Linked DNA regions of Homo sapiens: region 2 is linked to region 1. A link is a loop called in an ENCODE intact Hi-C map of the cell type or tissue named here. Cell type or tissue: heart left ventricle. All regions are shown on one strand.

Evidence for each region. A loop is a pair of places that touch in the nucleus more often than their neighbours do. Peaks named below come from ENCODE experiments on the same cell type or tissue, not always from the same donor. Only the 100,000 strongest peaks of a DNase experiment are listed, where the experiment ranks them.
Region 2: a loop joins it to region 1, with 2.0 times the contacts of the local background. A loop is called at or near these places in 6 of 110 quality-filtered maps.

What each region holds. Positions count from the first base shown.
Region 1 is chr19:1,312,925-1,317,924 of GRCh38, reverse strand. No RefSeq gene overlaps it. Among named protein-coding and RNA genes, the nearest start is that of EFNA2, 30 kb to the right of the region's middle. RefSeq lists a silencer at 1,891-2,170. In heart left ventricle, a CTCF peak has its summit at 2,088 (motif pointing left); a DNase peak (open chromatin) is centred at 2,044; H3K4me3 peaks cover 419 bases; H3K27me3 peaks cover 3,861 bases.
Region 2 is chr19:1,453,911-1,458,910 of GRCh38, reverse strand. It overlaps APC2 (APC regulator of Wnt signaling pathway 2), which reads right to left. Exons shown (of 15, transcript NM_005883.3): 5 at 3,654-3,762; 6 at 3,411-3,527; 7 at 2,758-2,835; 8 at 2,507-2,605; 9 at 1,668-2,058; 10 at 851-946. Among named protein-coding and RNA genes, the nearest start is that of APC2, 6.3 kb to the right of the region's middle. RefSeq lists enhancers at 2,025-2,541, 4,371-5,000 and silencers at 2,798-2,937, 3,338-3,457, 3,508-3,587. In heart left ventricle, no CTCF peak of the experiment used is centred here; DNase peaks (open chromatin) are centred at 2,219, 2,840 and 3,401; H3K27me3 peaks cover 4,115 bases.

The DNA.
Region 1 (5,000 bases):
GGTCTGTGAATTATATCTCAATGATCAAAAGCTCAGAGCCACTCACTCTGTTGCAGAGCTGGTTCCTTTATCCCGTCGCTGTGCACTGCAAGCCTTCTGCCTTCTGTGCGTGACTGTGACTTTCTAGAGGGAAGGGAACGTGTCTTCTTCCCCTTGCTGTATCGTCTCTGACTTGTCACAAATATGGTCAAACTGAACATGAAAATAAGTGTCAAGACCAGGCGAGGTGGCTCATGCCTGTGATCCCAGCACTTTGGGAGACCGAGGTGGGAGGATCACTTGAGCTCAGGAGTTGGAGACCAGCCTGGGCAACATACCGAGACCACCCCCACCATCTCAAAAAAAATAAAACAGAAAAGAAAAAGAAAAAAAAATGGGTGTCTGAAGATTGGAGGGATGCAGCCGGCCACAGGTGGGCAGTGAGGGAGCTGCTGGGCTGGCCACATGCAGGGATGGAGCAGCCCGTGCAAAGGCCCTGGGGCAGAGACAAAAGCAGCTTGTTTTAAAGACAGAACTGGGAGGTTGGGTCGGAGTGAGCGGGAAGGGGATGAAAGAGGGCTGGATCGATCCCTCCCACTCTATCCCCCAGGCTAAAGTGCAGTGGCACGATATCTCGGCTCAATGCAACCTCCCTCTCTCAGGTTCAAGCAATTCTTCTACCTCAGCCTCCTGAGTAGCTGGGATTACAGGCCCACACCATCACACCTGGCTAATTTTTGCATTTTCAGTAGAGATGAGGTTTCACTACGTTGGCCAGGCTGGTCTTGAACTCCTAACCTCAGGTGATCCACCCGCCTCAGCCTCCCAAAGTGCTGGGATTACAGGCGTGAGCCACCGTGTCCGCATCCAGCCCAGAGGGCTGGATTCTTGATTCTTGGTGCCTTGAACCCATATGGGGCAAGTGGACAGAGCTGTGGGTCAGGCGCAGAGCAGCAGAGCTCACGGGCGCGGGTCCAGATGGAGCAGCAGGGTGTCCCCTCACCTCCCAAAGCCTTGGGGTTGTATCTGGGCACCCCCCCCCCAAACCTGGAAACCCAAGCCTGCTTGCTCCCAGGTCTTCCAGCTTATTTCTCGAAGGATTTGCACATTCCAGAGGAGGCAACTGAGGCACAGAAGTTTCCGTGACCCCAGAGAGCTGCCCAAGAGCATGGCACAGCAGGTGCGCATCATGCCCAGCGGGAATGACAGTGGCGAGGCCTGGAGTACCAGAAATCAAGCAGGATCCCGCGGCAGGGGCCGGCTGAACCCACCAGGGGCACCTGTGGGTAGGATCCTCTCCTCAGCCGTGGTGTGGGAAGGTGCAGCCACACATGAGACGGCCCCCAGGGTGCACACGGATCACCAGCCCTGCCTTGCAGGGGCAGTAGGGGGGGAACCCAGACGGTATCCCTACCTGAGTAGAAAGGACCCTCCCAAGGCCAAGGAAACCAACCACAGCACCCACGAGAGGGTATTTGGGGCGGTGACATTCTGCAGCCCAGGACCCAGAAAGTGGACACAGGTGTGGTCACGACACAGGAGGACCCAGAGGTGCTCATCACACAGGAGGGATCCAGCTGTTCTGTGACCGAGAAAACGCTCTGTGCCTCAGTTTCCTCCTATGAAAAATGGGTCTCCCAAGAGGGTTATGGCGGAAGCCACTGGTCGGGGCAGTGAAGGGGCAGCAGAGGTGAGGACGGGCGGTGGGCAGGGCTTGGGGTTCCCGTTGGGGCATCAGACCCAGACCTGAGGCTCCAGGAGGTGAACGTGAAGCTGGGACCCTAGGTCCAGCCAGGGTGGCTCCCCAGCACCTGAGGCCGCCCTGACCATGCAGACCTCAGCCTGCCTGCTCCGGGATCCAGGTCCCGACGACCCAAACCACGCGCCCCGGACACCGCCCCTCCTGCGCCCGGAGCGCGCCCCTCGCAGACTGTCCGGCTGGGCCTCCTAGAGGCGCTGGCTGCGGGGCGGGAGCTCTGAGCGCCAAGGGCCGCGGGCGTCCACGCAGCTCTACCCGCGCGCCAGGCCCGCTCCCCGGCCTCTGCAGCTCCCGAGCGCGCGTCTCCCCGCACCGCGTCTCCACCGGCCTCCTCGCTCCACCTAGCGGCGGCCTGAGCCCGGAGCCGCGGGGGGGCCAGAGAGGGCGGGGGGTCGGGGCCTCACAGTCCGGCAGGTGCGGCTGGGGAAACTGAGGCACGGGAGGGCCAGGCACGCCCCCAAGGTCACGCAGAATGAGCGGGAAGGTTCAGATCGAACTCCAGCACCCAGGAGCCCATATAGGTTCCTCCACCGCCACCCTAGAAAAGGAGGGAAGCCTGGAGGCCCGGAAGGAAGCAGCAAGGGAATGGAGCGCGCAGAGGAAGGAGCCAGGCGCACCGCAGTCCTGCTGGGGACCTGGACAGGTCTGAGCTGGACCAGTGCTGCCAATGCCAGCATGGCCGTGGCCTCCTTCCCTCACCTCACAGCGGCCTCTGTCTGTGGCCTGTCTCCTCATTTGTAAAATGGGTATTAGAGGATCCTTGGGAGGTTGCAGGGAGATGAGGCAGGGAAAGCCTGTCGGCTGACGTTTGGTACACAGTAAGCACTCAATAAATGTTGGCTATTGGCCGGGTGGTGGGTGGCTCATGCCTGTAATCCCAGCACTTTGGGAGGCCGAGGCGGGTGGATCACTTGAGCTCAGGAGTTCCAGACCAGTCTGGGTAATATGGTGAAACCCCATCTCTACTAAAATTACAAAATTTAGCCGGGCGTGGTGGCAGGTGCCTGTAATCCCAGCTCCTCGGGAGGCTGAGGCAGGAGAATCACTTGAACCCAGGAAGTGGAGGTTGCAGTGAGCCGAGATTGCACCACTGCACTCCAGCCTGGGCGACAGAACAAGACTCTGTCTCTAAATAAACAAATAAATAAATTAGCCGGGCGTGGTGGTGCACACCTGTGGTCCCAGTTACTTGGGAGGCTGAGATGGGAGGCTCACTTGAGCCAGGGAGGTCGAGGTTGCAGTGAGCTGAGATCGCATTACTGCACTCCAGCCTGAGTGACAGAGCAAGACTGTCTCAAAAATAAATAAATAATAAACAAATAAATAAGCCAGGCATGGTGGGGTGCACCTGTAATCCCAGCTACTCAGGAGGCTGAGGCAGGAGAAGCACTCGAACCCAGGAGGTGGAGGTTGCAGTGAGCCGAGATTGCACCCCTGTACTCCAGCCTGGGCGACAGAGCGATTCTGTCTCTAAATAAATAAATAAATAAATACATTAGCTGGGCGTGGTGGCACACAACTGTGGTCCCAGTTACTTGGGAGGCTGAGATGGGAGGATCGATTGAGCCAGGGAGGTTGAGGCTGCAGTGAGCTGAGATCGCACCTCAGCTCACTGCACTCCAGCCTGAGTGACAAAGTGAGACTCTGTCTCAAAAAACAAATACACAAACTTCGGCTGTTGAGGAATATTGTTGCCTAGGCTTGTCCACCCTCCTCTGTGGCCCCACCTTAACTGTTTCTTCCAGGACGCTCCCTCCTGCCTCCCTCCCTCTACCCCTCTGCACACAGCCTCCCCCCTGCAGGAACGCCCTTCCTCTGCCTCCGACTCGTTTGCCTGCCGTAGCCCCCACGGTGCCCCAGGGTTCAGCCCAGGGTCAGGCCCACGGCGAGCATTCAGTGACTTCATGAGGTTGGATGAAAACCAGGCTGGGTCCACACTGCGCTGCCCTGTGCCCTCATTCCAAACCCAGAGAAACTGAGGCCCGGAAAAAGAGGCGGCCCAGCAGAGCTCTCTCTTCACCAGGCGAGGGTCCCAGGGACCTGGGGGGAGAGCTGCGGAAGCCAGCAACTCCTTCCCCGCCGTCGGCCCCCAAGGAGGGTCGTGCTGCAGAGGCAGAGACCAGGCCAAATTGAAATTGATCGTGGGGAACAGCTCGGCAGGGTGGAACAGACACACGGCCACCGGGGAGCGCAGGGGCGCCCAAGCGTGTGAGCGCATCCCAGCCTCCGACGGAGAATCTTTTAATCTGCGGTGGATGCTGCTAGCTGAGGCCTCTAAGTAGCCACAAGGCACGGGGGCTAGACTGCAGCAGCTGGCAGGCATGAGGACACCTTCCACTTCATTCATTCATTCATTTCTTCCTCCTGAAGACACTGGGTAAATGTAGAGCAGCAGAGGGTGGCCAGAAAGGCCCCTCCCCCTGTTCCAGACAAGGGGATCCTGGGGCCTCCCCGGGGAACACAGGGGCCAGGTACCCAGAGAGGTTCCTGAAGACTGGGGGTTTGTAAGCTAGCCGTGCCTTCCAGGGCCAGCCAGACGTCCCGGAATTCCTGTTTGGTGACTCAGGGAGGGGCAGCTGCCGGCCGTGTCTCTCTCCCTGCAGGTGGCTAGGCCTGGCTCCCATCCCAGAGCTGTGGGGCTTAGGAGGGCTCCTCCACGCCTCAGTTTCCCGTGTTGGCCTCCGAGAGGTGATGACCGGGCACGTGGCCAATGGGGCAGCCGCGTCCTCCCGAAGCCTCTCCGACCCTGACCTGGAAGCCCCCCTCGGTGCCCGGGGCGGGGGTCGTGCCCCAGCTCATCTCCCAGGGCCCCTCTCCGGTGAGAGCCTCAACCCCGGGATTAGGGGGCCGGGGTCAGGGGTCAACAGCATTTGCCGCGGCTCCGTTCAGGCCGAGAGCGGATCCGTTCTCCCTGCCACCTCGAATTTCCTGGACAAAGGCACAGTGGAGGGACCGGGCAGAGGGACCCCCGAGCACCCTGGGAAAGCCCCGGGAGAGCCTCTGCCCACACAGCCCCCATTCAGCAGCCAATGAGCCGACGAGAGGAACCCTGTATGCCCATGCTGCAGAGGGGGAAACTGAGGCAGCCAGCGGATGGAGCCGGCCGAGAAGCTGCATGGCTTTAGTCAGGCGGGGGCCACGCGAGGCAGCCCGGCCCCCAGAGAAATGGGGCTCAGGCACGGGAGGCGGGGTCTGTGACGGCAGGCGGGTGGGGGGCTGGCGGCGGACAAAGGCGGGCGGGCTGGGTCCATGGGGGCGCGTT
Region 2 (5,000 bases), 140 kb before region 1:
GGAGTTTGAGACCAGCCTGAGCAACACGGTGAAACCCCGTCTCTACTAAAAATACAAAAATTAGTCAGGTGTGGGGGCGGGCACCTGTAATCCCAGCTACTCGGAGGTGGAGTTTGCAGTGAGCTGAGATTGTACCACTGCACTCCAGCCTGGGCAACAGAGTGAGACTCTGTCTCAAAAAAAAGTTACAGCAAGACTTTTCTTTTTGAGACAGGGTCTGGCTCTGTTGCCCAGTCTGGAGTGTGGTGGCATGATCATAGCTCCTTGCACCTTTAACCTCCTGGGCTCAAGAGATCCTCCCACCTCAGCCTCCCCAGTAGCTGGGACTAATTTTTTTTTTGTAGTGATGGGGTCTCACTATTTTTGCCCAGCCTGGTCTCGAACTTCTGAGCTAAAGTCATCCTCCTGCCTTGGCCTCCCAAACTGCTGGGATTACAGGTATGAGCAGCCTCGCCCGGCCTCAATTACTTTTTATATTGACAAAGAGAAGATGTTGCAATGTCCTCAAACGTAAAACACCCCCTACAGTTCCAATTCTGGGCCTGTCTTCTATCTATCTTTGCCCTTCTGGTCCGTTCCCTGTTCTGAGCCCCAGGGAACTTAGGGCTGAAAGTCACCCCCGAAGCCTCAGACCAGATCGGGAGGCCACACGCAGCTCATGGGGACAGAGGGCCCAGGGTGACGGTCCACTCATGAGAGGTGCTATGTGACTCCAGGGAGTCTGTCCCTCTCCGGGCTCCAATCCCCAGCCCAAGCTCAGATGACCCAGCCTGTGTCCCTTTAGCGGCCGAGGAGCCACCACCTGTTCGGGGGCTGGAGGATGGCTTCCCAGAGGACCTGGGACACTCACCTAGCTCGTTCATGGCACGGCGGTACTCCTCATCAAAGGACAGCTTCATAACAGCACAGGTGGCCTGGCAGATCTGCGGCTCGATGGGGATCGGGGCTGTGGGCACAGGGACCAGATCAGAGCCCCCATTCCCAGGAAATGTCCCAGGTGACTCCCGAAGGTCCCGCAACCCGCCCGCCCCAGGCCTGAAGGATCCCGGGAGCTTTGCAAATGGCTGCAAAGTTGGGACTTCCTTTCCCAGCCTCTCTAAGATGGGATGATGGGGTGGCCTCTCTCACTCAGCCTTGGGAAGGGAGGCGAGGTAGTTCCTGGAGCACCACACCTTTCAGCTGTGCTTCTGCCCTTTTTAAAAATAAAACTGACGAGACAGGGTCTCGCTCTGTTGTCCAGACTGGAGTGCAGTAGCATGATCTCAGCTCACTGCAGCCCCAAATTCCTGGGCTCAAGCAATTCTCCTGCTTCTGCCTTCCAAAGTGCTGGGATCACAGGTGTGAGTCACAGCGCCCGGCCCCCATATTAACTTTGCGATCAACTGCAAAAAAAGAATCTCAAAGTCTGCACCCAACTTTCCAGAGTTACCCACGATCCATCCATGCATTCAGCGACTTCCCGAGCGTTTACTCTGCGCCAGGTACGATCATGGGCGGGTCTTTTCCCAACGTCAAATGCCCCCACAGGCCTCGGCCGGAGCCTGGTACTGCAGCCTCCAACGCCAGAAGGCAGGCAGCAAAGGCTGGAGGTCCTAGTCGCCCATCCCCCGGGAAGCCCTAGCTGCACGTTAATTGCGCGGAGGGGGCCCACCAGGCCAGGCACTCACCGCTGCCGGCGCCACCTCCCTCGGGCCCGCCGTCTCGGGCCTGCAGCCAGTCCCAGCAGGTCTCGCAGTAGGCCCGGATCTGCTCCAGCACGTGCAGGACGCGCATCTCCTTGCGCGCCAGGCCCTGGTCCGGCTGCGAGAAGACGATGTTGTGCAGCGCCGCGTTGGCGCGCATGCGTGCGTCCTTGGCGCCCGGTGCCCCTGGGGCCCCGGCGCGACCCCCGGCCGCGGCCTCGGTGCCGTGGAGGATTTGCAGCAGCAGAGGCAGACAGCCCGAGCGGCGCATGGCCACGCAGCTCTCGGGCGAGCTGGACATGGCCAGCAGCGTGCGCGCTGTATCCTCCTGGTCGCGCGTCGCCAACATGGACAACAGCCAGAAGACCACCTCCACCTGGGGGGAGGGCAGGGTCAGGGTGGGGTCCCTCACCTGCCCCCCGCACACCTGGAAACCCGGTCGGAGCCCTGTGACCCCTGCCCCGTCCCCAAGGGCAGCCCCACGCCCACCTGGGGGACAGATGAGGGGACGCTAGGAGGCTGCACACGTGCTTCGGGGAGGCTGGCCCCCCTCACCTGGCATTCCTAGGGTGGCCGCGCAGAGCCAAGGGACTCCACGGGGACGTCTATGGTGCCCCACTTAGCCCCCGCTACGGGACGTATTTCCCCATCCACCTCGCCAGGCCCGCAGCTTCTGCATGAGCTGCACGCCAGAGGGGCCTTCCTACACCCGAGGGGGTGCTGGATGGAGGCATGGGAGGGCACCACCACTGGCGAGGATGCAGACCTGATCCCCCTTCCAGCCCAGACAGCTGCGCCAGCCCCCGTTTCACCCTCCCCCTCACCTTGCTGTTGCCCGGCTGAGGGGTGCCATCCTCAGGGTGTGTGGGGACCTCTGTCTCGGGGTCCTCGTCCACCGGCACCGACTTCACCGCCAGCAAGGCCTGCAGGGAGAGCACCAGGGTCGGGGGTACAGTCCCAGAGCACCCAGTCTGCTCACCCGTGATGATGTGGGCGGGGGCGGGCAGAACTCGAGGAGCCCCGTTCTGCCTGGGCCGACACCACCCCTGGTCCCTGGCTCTGCCCCACCCGGTACCTGGGGCTCCGTCTGCTGCACTCGGTCCTGCGCCTCCAGCAGCTCCTTGTCAATCTGCTCCAGGCGCGAGGCGCGGATCTGCTCAGGACCACACGAGGGCAAGTGCTGGAGCTGACCCCGCCCCCGGCTCTGACCCCGCCTCTCCCTGGGATGACCCCACCCTGGGCTCTGACCCCGCCTCTTCCTGATAACCCCGCCCCAGGCCCTGACCCTACCTCTGCCTTCTCCCTGATCCAGCCCTGCCAGCTCCCTAAGCCCCGCCTCCTAAGATATGACCCCACCCACTGTCTAAACCCCGCCTTTAGTCCATCCCAGGCTCTGACTCCTCCCACTTCCCATTTGGGCTCCACCCAGAACCTAGACCTCGTCCTTCTAGGCCCCACCCACCTGCTGATCTGGCCCTGCCCACAGGCCATGCCACCTTCCACTGTCGCACCCCACCGCCCTTGTGCTCAGGCTCTGAGCCTCCTGACTCCACCCACCAACACCTCCAGCTTCTGGCCCCGCCTCCTGAACCAGAACCCGCGCCCCCCAACCCAGGAGGCATAAGACTCCTCCCATTACCCCAGACCCCGCCCATAATATCTGCACTCTGATTTGCCCACTGGCGCAGGGCCCCGCCTACCGCCGCGCCACCCCGCCCACCGCCGCACCTGTGCCCGCTGCACCATCTCGTCCGAGGTGCCGAAGCGCTCCTCCATCAGCGAGCGGATGTGCTGGGCCTCGAACTCAAGCTGCTGCCGGATCAGGTCCATCTGCATCGAGAACTGCTGGCAAAGGCAGGCGGGCGGGCCACGGTGAGGGGCGCCCGGGCCAGGCCCCGTTCCTCCCCCACGCCGCTTCCCGCACCCTGAGTGGGGCGGGCGCGCTGCCCCCTGGCTCCCCGGCCGGCTCACCGTCTCCACGTGCGGCAGCTCGTCCAGGCGCTTGGACAGGCCCTGCAGCTGAGAGTAGTACCAGAGCTTCTCCTTCTCCTCCTTCTCAATCTCATTCAGCAGGAAACACCTGGGGAGCAAGTCAGCGGGGGCGGGCTCAGAGGGCGGCGCCGTGTGTGTTTATTTTGATATTTGTAATCACTTGTTAGCGCTTACTGTATGCCAAGGTTAACAGGCAACATGGCAAGGTCTCTCCCGTGGCACTCCCCGAGCTAGGGTAAGGGGGGGGGGGTGGGTATTGAAATTAACTGGGGGATGCAAAAAAATTAAAGGAGAGAAAACAGTCTGGGCAACATAGCGAGACCCCCTCTCTAAAAAGGAAAAAATAAAAATAAAAAATATAAAAATAGCCGGCCGGGCGCGGTGGCTCACGCCTGTAATCCCAGCACTTTGAGAGGCTGAGGCAGGCGGATCACGAGGTCAGGAGATCGAGACCATCCTGGCTAACACGGTGAAACCCCGTCTCTGCTAACAATACGAAAACAAAATTAGCCGGGCGTGGTGGCGGGTGCCTGTAGTCCCAGCTACTCGGGAGGCTGAGGTGGGAGAATGGTGTGAACCCGGGAGGCGGAGCTTGCAGTGAGCCGAGATCGCGCCACTGCACTCCAGCTTGGGCGACAGAGCGAGACTCCGTCTCAAAAAAAAAAAAAAAAAAGTACAAAAGATTAGCCAGGCATGATGGTGCGCACCTGTGGTCTCAGCTACTCCCTGACATGGGAGGCTGAGGTGGGAGAATCACCTGAACCCAGGAGTTCGAGGCTGCAGTGAGCGATGATCATACCACTGCACTCCAGCCTGGGTGACAGAGTGAGACCCTGTTTCAAACTATATGTACTAAACAAAAAAAAAAAAAAGAGAAAGCAATTCCTTTGGAAATTCTCCTCCTTGAAGAAAGACTGAGGGAGGCTGTCCTGCCTCTAACACTTCTCCCATACTTGCTAACCTCCCTCCAGCTTACAAGGTAGCTTCAGGCTCAAAGTGCTCCAGGTGCAACAGAGGTTTCCCTTAACCTCATGGGAGACACGGCCATTCCGATTTTACAGGGCAGGAGTCTTAGGCTGGGAGGGTTTAGGGGAGCTGAGTGAGGTCCCACAGCAGAGCACAGACAACCCCACGCTGCTCTTCAATGGCCCCATCTGACCCCACATGACCCCTCCCAGCTGCACAGGGTGCCCAGACCCTGCCTCCCTCTGCTGGCCCTGAGCCCACGCTTCTTGGGCCACAGCTCTCTACAAAGACGGCTTTGAGCCCGCCTGGCTCCAGGCCTGGCTGAGCCCTGGCACCGGACACAGCCCGGTCCCTGGCGAC